Regions from separate parts of the Homo sapiens genome. Here region 2 is linked to region 1. Evidence: chromatin contacts called from ENCODE Hi-C or POLR2A ChIA-PET data. All regions are on one chromosome and are shown on one strand. Each heading gives the region's core, a stretch centred on a gene start or an enhancer-like site at or near the end of the contact. The rest is flanking DNA. Distances are from core to core; before and after follow the strand shown. Region 1 has its middle 28 kb from the start of GRAMD4. Region 2 overlaps TBC1D22A (TBC1 domain family member 22A).

What was found. Hi-C counts contacts between places; a loop is a spot of excess contacts on that map. ChIA-PET counts read pairs that join two places held with the same protein, here RNA polymerase II (POLR2A). Pooled maps may share reads with other maps.
Region 2: a loop to region 1 is called in a pooled map, with 2.7 times the contacts of the local background. The contact joins two enhancer-like sites. A Hi-C loop is called at or near these places in 7 of 50 pooled maps. POLR2A ChIA-PET finds 5 or more read pairs at or near these places in 3 of 52 experiments (activated B cell, activated T-cell and naive thymus-derived CD8-positive, alpha-beta T cell).

The regions. Positions count from the first base shown.
Region 1 is chr22:46,590,065-46,594,851 of GRCh38, forward strand. It overlaps a transcript of GRAMD4 not described here. Among named protein-coding and RNA genes, the nearest start is that of GRAMD4, 28 kb to the right of the region's middle. RefSeq lists a silencer at 3,439-3,498. Within about 2 kb of position 2,672, at least 20 of the 41 ENCODE cell types and tissues checked have a DNase peak (open chromatin) inside an H3K27ac peak, as active enhancers do.
Region 2 is chr22:46,800,627-46,805,413 of GRCh38, forward strand. The region is part of intron 4 of TBC1D22A (TBC1 domain family member 22A); the gene reads left to right. Among named protein-coding and RNA genes, the nearest start is that of TBC1D22A, 40 kb to the left of the region's middle. RefSeq lists enhancers at 2,592-2,641, 2,662-2,831, 2,852-2,901. Within about 2 kb of position 2,870, at least 4 of the 41 ENCODE cell types and tissues checked have a DNase peak (open chromatin) inside an H3K27ac peak, as active enhancers do.

The DNA of each region.
Region 1 (4,787 bases), core at 1,422-3,921:
TGGTTGATTCCTGCCTACTGTTGGCCCGGGTGGGCAGAGCCGTGGCAGTCAGGAGAGCCTTGGCCTGGGGGGCCAGAGCCCTGCCCCCACATCTACACCAGCTACTGGGCCGCCTGGACAGCCCTGTGCCCTGCGTGCCTCCTGCGTCCAGAGGGGCGGAGCTGGGAGTCTGACTGTGACAGCTCTGGGGCCACATGGATGGCCCTCGGCCTGATTCCTCTTGGTGGGAGGCTTTGATTGGGAAGCTGGGGGAAGGTGGCTAGTGGGTGGGGTTCGGGAGTACTGGGGACCTCTCCCAGTGTCCTTCCTCCAGCCAGTCCTTGGCAGAGAGCTGAGAAGGTGCCGGGGATGGGTGAGCGCTCCACTAACCCCGAGGGCTGGGATTGGCCAGGAGCGCGTCCCAAGGAGGAGGTGACCTGGGCCACTGTGTGTGTGACCAGGCCTGGGCTGCTGCCGTTAACACCCAGTCAGCTGGTGTCTGCCTGTTGCTCGTGACTGGCCTGGTTTGGTGGCCTGGTAGAGGGGAATGGGAGGGGAGAAACCCGGGCTGGGCCCAGGTGAGTGTCAACAGGGGAGGGAGAGAGCAGCAGAGGTCCCGCCAGGGCGTGCTTGGGTGAGGGGAGGAGGAGCTCAGAGAGATTGGGGGAGAGTCCACAGTGTTGTCTGAGGACAGCTAAGGACGATGGACACTACTAGTTTATAAAAACAGCCAGAGGCCGGGCACACTGGCTCATGCCTGTAATCCCAACACTTTGGGAGGCCGAGGCAGGTGGATTGTCTGTGGTCGGGAGTCTGAGACCAGCCTGGCCAAGATGGTGAAACTCTGTCTCTACTAAAAATACAAAAATTAGCCAGCATGGTGGTGGGTGCCTGTAATCCCAGCTACTCAGGAGGCTGTGGGATGAAAATTGCACGAACCTGGGAGGCGGAGATTGCAGTAAGCCAAGATCGTGCCACCGGACTCCAGCCTGGGTGATAGAGCAAGACTCTGTCTAAAAAGAAAAAGAAAAAAAAACAAACAAACCCAAAAAACAGCCAGAGAAGGCAAGAGCCCTGGAATGGCCTAAGGTGGGAAACTGCTGCCCTCTCAGCCGCGGGGTCCAGTGTGTGATAGTGAAATCTCTCGTTATCTTAAATTCTCTCTTCAGGGACTTAAACAGAAATTAACAGGGCTGGGTGCAGTGGCTCATGCCTGTAGTCCCAGCACTTTGAGAGGCTGAGAGGGGGAGGATTGCGTGAGCTCAGGAGTTTGAGAACGGCCTGGGCAACATAGTGAGACTCCATCTCTACTAAAAATAAAAAATTAGCTGGGTGTGGTGGTGCATGTCGTAGTCCCAGCTCCTTGGGAGGCTGAGGTGGGAGTTGGGGTTTGTTGTTTTGGACAGATTTACCAAATTCATTTGGACGACGTTACTGAAGCTCCATGAGGCAGAGGCTAACGGACATTGCTGAAGTCCTAGGTTGCATCCCTCATAAAGGCCACCCCCGGGCCGTGCACGGTGCCTCACGCCTGTAATCCCAGCACTTTGGGAGGCTGAGGCAGGTGGAATACCAGAGGTCAGTAGTTGGAGACCAGTCTGGCCAACATGGCAAAACCCTGTCTCTACTAAAAATAAAAATTAGCCGGGTGTGGTGGTGGGTGCCTGTAATCCCAGCTACTCTGGAGGTTGAGGCACGAGAATCGTTTGAACTCGGGAGACGGAGGTTGCAGTGAGCCAAGATCAAGCCACTGCACTCCAGCCTGGGTGACAGAGCGAGACTCTGTCTCAAAAAAAAAAAAAAAAAAAACCCAGAAAGGCCAACCCCCGCACCCCTCAGCCCCCGCACCCCTCAGTTAGCCATGCCCAGGGACAGTCAGAAAGCATCTGTGATATCAGTGGACATTGGGGCCCAGCCCAGGACTGGTGTGTCCCCTCCTGTGCCTGCAGGCTTGACACAGCAAGGCCCTCCCTCTCGCCCCCAAGTCCCCACACTTGTCAAGGGCATCACGGCACATTCCAGGAAAGTTGGTTGATGTCACGGGAGTCGAGACCTCATCCTGACGCCCAGCTCAGCAGGGCCACCGGGGCTCAGGTTAGGTGGTGCCATAGTTGGGGGACAGTCCCCATAGGGTTGCGCCCCCAGAGTGCCCTAGGGAATGAGGCCCACTGCTACTGCCACCAGCCCAGCTGGCATAATTGATAAATAAGTGTGGTTCTTTTAAGTTGGGCAAGTGTGTATTTTTAAATAACTGACTGCTTAATTGTACGATTAAAAACAGCAGAGCTGGGTGCAGGGGTGCGTGTCTGTGGTCCCAGCTCCTTGGGAGGCTAAGGCGGGAGGATCCATAGAGCCCAGGAGTTTGAAGCCAGCCTGGGAAACATAGGGAGGAGGCCCTGTTTCCAAAAAAAAAAAAAAGGATGAAGTGGGCTGTTAGCACTGAGTCATGGCGAGCAAGGTGAAGAAGCCCCACTGTGGCTGTGTGGTGAACTCAGTCATTCACAGCCGGGAGGGGCTCGATTCAGTTACTTTCCTGAATGTTTTCACTGTTCCGACTGCACCAGGGAGGAACCACATCCTCTACGCCTGCAGAAGCAAAATTTCTCTCCCGAGAGTCTTGGAATTCTGCGGCCCACATGTATGGTGACCAGCTCTGCAAGGGGCTTTAAAAACCCCAGTGTCGGCTGATTTGTTGGCTGACACCGCGCCCGGCACCTCCAGGATGTGGCCGGCATCGTGGAGGGGCTGCTGGCTGCCTGCCTTGCTTTCAGTTCCACATGGAGACAATGACTCTGCTGCACTGAGTTTCAAGAATTTTGGCAATAAAAAGAGCCTATATGACCTATTTATGAAGTATTCCAGAATCACTTACATGAATATTTTGTCCTAAATTCTGTATAATTAGAAGATATAAACCCCACATTGTGATTATTTTTGTTCACCAACATAACCTAAATTAGAACTCTCCATGCGGGCTTTCAGAAAAGAAAGCATTTGAACAAAAACATAAAAGGAATTGGTTTTATCCACACCGTTCTCAAATACTTGAGAGTAACGTGTTTGCTTAAGTAACATCGATATCTTGTTTACTGTTATTTGATTTGCAGACCTTTCCTCTTTACCAGTACCAGTAGCAGAAAGGTAAATTGTACTGAAACGTTTAAAAAGTCGTAAGTTCTGACTTTGAGGCCTGATGAACCATCACGGGATTCTCCCCTGCCTGGTTCCTTTTCCCCGGAACCTCACATCAAGCAGAAGCTTCCTTGCGGGCGGCCCTTGTTGCAGGCGGTCTTGGCGAGAGACATCCCCATTTCTGCAGCTGGACGGTGAAAGGGACGTTGTTGTTCTTGGCCATTTGGCAGGTGTTCTCTGACTGCCTCTTCTCCGCTGGGCCTGCCGCACAGGGAGGGCAGGTGGGACCGCCCCCCAACCCCTGCCGCAGGGCCTACCGAGAGTCCCATGGCGGGCGGGCAGAGGTGGGCTAGTGTTGCATTAAGTGACTTCCCGTAGCAGGCTGTTCAGTGCTGGGGCAGCCTTCTAAGGGAGGAGGCTTGTGGGCTGAGACCTCTTCCCTTTTTCATCATTTGGGCTTCCGGGGCATAGAATGGGATGCGTCATTGGCCTGGGGTCTGTGCTGCTGTTGGGCGTCTGTGCATAGTCCTCTTTTGTCTATTTTCATTATTTTTATTTATTTTTTTGAGATGGAGTCTTGCTCAGTCACCCAGGCTGGAGTGCAGTGGCGCGATCTCAGCTCACTGCAACCTCTGCCTCCTGGGTTCAAGTAATTCTCCTGCTTCAGCCTCCCAAGTAGCTGGGATTACAGGCGTGCACCACCACCCTGGGCTAATTTTTGTATTTTTTTAGTAGAGATGGGGTTTCATCATGTTGGCAGGATAGTCTTGAACTCCTGACCTCAGGTGATCTGCCCGCCTCGGCCTCCCAAAGTGCTAGGATTATAGGCGTGAGCCACCTCACCCAGCCATATTTTCGTTATTTTTAATAATGTAATGGGAACCTCTGGGCTCACCGTCAAGCAGAAGCCAGCCTTGATACCCAGCATCCTGCCAGCCCCTCCCCAGCATCCTGCCAGCCCCACCCCAGCATCCCGCCAGCCCCTCCCCAGCTGCCCCACGCCCGGCTCCTGCCCCAGCTCTGTGTGTCCTGTGCTCTCCCTTCCCCACCACCCTATGCACACCTTTCTCTGCCTGGGTCCACACTGTCACCTGCTGTAGCTCTACCCACAGGCCATACCTGCCTGGTGGGCCCCTCCTCCCTGCCCCTGTTTTTGTGGAAGGACAGGTGGAAGTGGGCGGGTGGGGTGGGTATGGTGGGTGATGATAAAGAGCATTCTAGGCCAGGGCAGGAATGCAAGCACATGGGTGTGAGGGGCCAGGTGTGTTCAGGGATCCTTGGCACTTGTGGGGTGGCGGGAGCACTGGCCAGAGGAGGGCTGGGGTAGGGGGAGGCTCCTGGCCCTCTGGGGGGCCCTTGGTAGAGGAAGGGGCATTGCTTGTGTGGGTGGTGAGGGACCTCTGGTTGGGTGGGGGGGGTTAGGTGTTTTAGGAGGCTTTGGGTACAGAGATGTCCAGGGGTAAAGTGGAGCTTGGTCTCAGGACAGTTGGCCCTGGCATCTGTCCTGCCCTGGGGGGCTAGGAGGGCCGGACTGGAGATGGAGGCTGGGGCTGTCCTGGTCCCAGGTGAGGTGGCATCTCCTAGGAGGGAGGAGAGGGTTGGTGCCCTGCAAACCCTGGGGGAGGGGCAGCACGGGGAGCTGGGGTTGGGGGTGAGGAGGGGCGCCCCACATGTTC
Region 2 (4,787 bases), core at 1,620-4,119, 210 kb after region 1:
ACATGATGAAAGCGGTGCTCATTTTGCAGTTTAAATGAGATAGTACATATGACATGCTTAACAGAGTGCCTAGCACATACTAAACACTCAAAAATGTTAGTTATTTTTATGGTTGTTGTTACGTTCATTTGAACTGGCCTTTTTATCTTCTCACTTGATTTTTGTGCTATTGACGTATATGGTCACTTTTGTGGTCATTGACGAGTCAAGGACTTACAGATGTTTTCCTGGTTGTGTCCTGTGGTTTCCAGCAGTAGGCAGGTGGAGGAGAGACAGCTGGTGAAAGCAAGATTTGCCTGATGGGAACCCTGTGCTGGGTCAGGCTCTGAGTACCCACCTGGAGCATTCTGGAGGACTTTGTAATTGAACCAACTTTTGGAAATTAAAATCACACTTAAAAGTAAAGCTTTCAAGACTTGTAGGAAGATGGGAGTATGTAGGGCTAGATTTTAGCACGTAAAAATCAAGTATTTTGTTAGGTTGAGGGGACTGTGGGTTTTTTTCTTTCTTTATAATTCTATGTAAATATCAAATCTAAAACCAAAAAGCTAAATGCAGAGCTTTCAAAGTTAAACGATGACTGCATTTGTATTTAGTAGCAAGAGAAAACATCGCCAGTAAATTGCCTGTTTTTATAAGGCAGTTAAGATAGCTTTGGAAGACAGTGGAATGTACTTTCTTCACATTACATGAAAGACGTAAGTGGCAAATATTTGCCAATGTTGGAGAAGCAAATCACTGATGTGAGAAGTGCCTACAGAAATGAGTCTACCTGCTGAATATCATTCTGTCCAGCGGAGTGCTGTTTTTCTTTGTTTAGCTTACGCTCTGTTATGAGCCTGGGGATGAAAGTAGCAAATAGAACTTAATAGCTCATTTTACTCTTAGCATTGGCTCAATATTTACTCACACAAAGACTGCCTGCTTTGAAGCCCCGGAAAATGACACTCAAGTTGGTCACATGTATCTGGTGAATGGTAGTGCGATTTGGTAACATGTAGAACACGCAGTTTCCTGAGGACCGTCTAGGGCCTGCCTCGCAGCAGTGGGGCCTCGGAGGGCAAACTGTGTGTGGAGCTCAGCTCTGGCCCTCAAGGCTTTCGAACGGTAGGACAGAAGGCACGACGACCCGTCCGTCAAGGAGTGGGGCCAGGCCACGGCTGTGTTCCACTTCCCCTGAGGGGTGACCATCCAGTCTAGGCTTTATGAGAGCGTGCTGATAGATGGAGGTCAGCGGGAGAGGGTGTTTTGGGGGTTGGGAGGGCATGAACAGAAGTTTGGAGCCGTACACCTTGGCAGCACTAATACGAGTAGATGCCCCCTTGGTGTCCGTGGCTCTAGGGCAGCCGTGAAGGGGCCTGGGCCCTTGGTGACAGGAGGAAGCAGGTGCGGCCTTGGAGTAGGCCCTCAGTGTGATGGCTGGCCGTGTCCTTACTCATGAAGTGGCTCAACCTACCTGTTTCGTCAGCTGTAGAGGGAGCATGAGACCTGCCCTGCAGGGTCCTCGTGAAGGTCAGTGGGAATTTATGTAGAGTCACTCATCCAGGCTCTGTTGAGCACCTGCTGTGGTTGTAGGCACTGGGGAGGAATCGGCGGCGAGGCTTGCGAGGGCCCTGCCCTCAAGGAGCTGACATTCTCGTGTGAGGAGACAGAGGGAGCTCGCTCAGTACCCCCGCAACCATCAGAAGGCAGGAAGCATATAGGGAGAGTCAAGGCATGTGGAGGGTAGAGGCTGGAGCTGCTCTGCAGTTGGCTGTTTCTGGGGCGAGATCTGCACGGAGTCAGGTATTTGAAGAGGGGGCATGAGCATTCTAGGGACAGGCCCAGAGGTGCAAAGGTCCTGCGGGCAATAGAGCTTCATGTGCTTGAGGGGTTTCTGAGGCTCTGGCCTGGTGGCTGAGTGGGGTGTGGGGAGAGGCCTGCAAGGCAGGCAGGGACCAGGTCCCCAGGGCTGAGAAGTCCAGGAGAAGGAGCTCTGCTTTTACTTCGAGCACAGCATGAAGCCTCTGGGAGGTTTTGAACCGGGGGAGTAAAGCGCGGTGCAGAGCATCAGAAAGCGGTTGCTATTCTGTGGAAGGAAGAGCCGATGACTGCTTCTGAGCAGAGTGTTGCCAGTGGCCATGGACGACGTGGAGTCCTTGGGCAGCTCATGGGAGGGGCTGGAGGAGGGTCAGAGTAGGGTGGGAGACTAGGGGGCAAGAGTGGAGGCCGTGGGCTGGGGATGTGGGTGGGGTGGGCTGCGTGAGTCGGGGGCTGATGAAATCTGGAGCTGGGTAGACTGGCGAGAAGGCAAGAGCCAGGACCCCCATAGCTTAGAGCCTGGGGTCTGCAGGGATGGGGAACAGCCGATAGACACAGAAATCAGAACACACTCCAGAGATGGCATTTCACTGGGGAGACAAAATCTCCTCCTCATGAAACAGAGAGCCAGGGAAAGCAGTGTGTTTAAATGCTCCCATGGTTACAGCCACTGGGGGCCTTCACTCTGTGCTGGGCACTGTGCTGTAGAGACTGTGTTATCAGCCACCAAAAGACCCCCCTCTGCACCCCCACCCCCTTCCTGCGTGCCCCAGATTGCTGGCCTTATCGCTGGTTTACAGCTGAAGAGCTCGAGACAAGGTTAAACAGGCGGCTGCCCTCCAGCCCCACAGTGAGGGCAGAGCTGGCTGGGAACCGGGGTCACCCCGGGCTGGGCTCCCAGCCTCCAGGTCACACGTTTCTGGTTAGTGTAGACAGTGGGCATTCTTGGTGCTGTTGGAGGCCTGAGGAAGGGCGGCGGTTTTCTCTCCTGTGGGCCTTGTTGGAGATCTCGCTTCTGCTGTGGGAGCTGGGGCCCGGCCCCCAGGAGCTGAGGCGGGGAGGGCGGTTGGTTCTTGCGACCCGGCCGTCAGCGTTCAGCGTCGCCCTCTAGTGGCCAGGTGCTGTCTTTGCAGCCTGGGCTTCATGACCACAGCAGGGCACGTTGGCCTTGTGGGTGGGGGGTGCTTACACTTGCGCGTGTCTGTGTGTGTTCACCGTGCTTACTGAAAGGCAGGCACAGCCTCAGAAGAGAATAACGTGAGGGACGAAGATGAAAGCTCTGGCTAACTCGGCCTTGCCCTGGCGTCTCATCAGGGAAGGGCTTTGTCAAGGAAGGCAGCCCCCTGGCCACCTAGAACTGCTGAATGCAGAGGCCCGGGGCAGAGGGAACAAACTCCAGCTTGCACAGTCCTTCTGTGCATGCACTGGCCCAGCCACACCCAGATCCTTGCTGGCCCTGCTCTGTCCTCAAGTCCCCTGCAGTGAGTGTCACATAGTAGGTACTTGTCATTTGATGGTTCGCTGACTCTTCAGCTAGACCTTTCTTGCCTTCTTTTGGTGCATACATGGTCCTGTGTCTCTGGTTTTACTTTGTTTCTTAGATAAATTTACTAGGTAAGTAACTGACACTACCATCCAATGGCAGCTCAGCAGCAATGCGATGGCACCTCCTTGAGCCAAGGACGGGCTTTCCCAACCGTGTGACTCTGGGTTTGCGTTTTCCCCCCGTGGCTTCCCCCACATCACCGTTACTCTGCTTTCCCTCAAAGCTTGCCCCCGGCCTTGGCCCCTTTTTGCCCGTGTGTTCCCACTTAGGACAGGAGCTGTGCCTATTTCTTTTCTCTGCTCATTTTGTCACTAAAGGGTTTCTGTGATCATCATTAACGGAAATGTTATTGAAAGTTAGAGAAATGGAAAAGATAATAAAACCAACAAACCAAAATTGCCACTGTTTCCACATGCTGTATTAACTAGAGTTGTGCTTGCTTTTTCTCTCTAATTTATTCCCTCTTAATCAGTTCTTACCAGTTTTTCAGAGCTCACTAGCAGAAATGGCTCTCTCTCAGCGGCTGTTTTATCTGCAGAGTGATCTGGGCTTCAGGCAGGGCATGCGAGAGCCTCAGTGAACACGCTGGCTCCCCACTTTCACAGCATTGCCGGCATCCTTTTTTCTGGGTGATGTGTTCCCTGCTCGATGTGGTATTTGAACTACATGTGATGTCACTTGGCTTAAAATAACCAAATTAGATATGATTTGGTGAAAATTAGGAATTTTATTTACTATCCATAGTAATGTAAATCTTCAGTTTAATAGGAAACCTTTCACTGTTCCTTCAGGTGATTTGTTTCTGTTGAATGGTGATTTTTAGTCTGTAATATTAAAAGCAAATGCTAAAAGAGAGTTTGTAAGTCTTTGGTATGGTTTTAAAGGAGCCGCCTTAAAAACTTATCTGTTGCATGTTTGTCTTTTTTTTCTTATAATTTCTTTTGTAGATGAGGATATTGGATACAGACTTGAGCAATTGTGCGACTGTGGTATTTTCTCTATGTGAGGGATAGGAGAAGGAAAGTAGGGCGAGTATGGCAGGATCCCCAGGGACTCATTGCTCCTCGCCCTGTACAACATTTTCTACTTGTAACTTAGCTCCTATTATGGTTTCCTCTAAGAGAGTATGAGTTTGTGTCCATCTGCCCATTAGACTGTGATCCTCTCTTGGGCCGTGGCTGGAGTCACTCATCCTCCTGTTCCAGTGACTGGCACATGCATGGCACATTCTCAGGAAATGCTGGCAGAGTTAATTGAGCCACCAGCGGTCAGTCTCCTTCTCTCCTACCCTGTGTTCTTCAGCGGTGAGTGGGGCATCACTGGTTTTCCAGTTGACACAGGGTGCCTTGTATCTGGGGCCTTCCGTGAAGATGTGTTTTTGCTGTAGGTAACAGAAAAGCAGACGCAAGGACTTTTGAACAAATTCAAAAGTTAAGTTTCT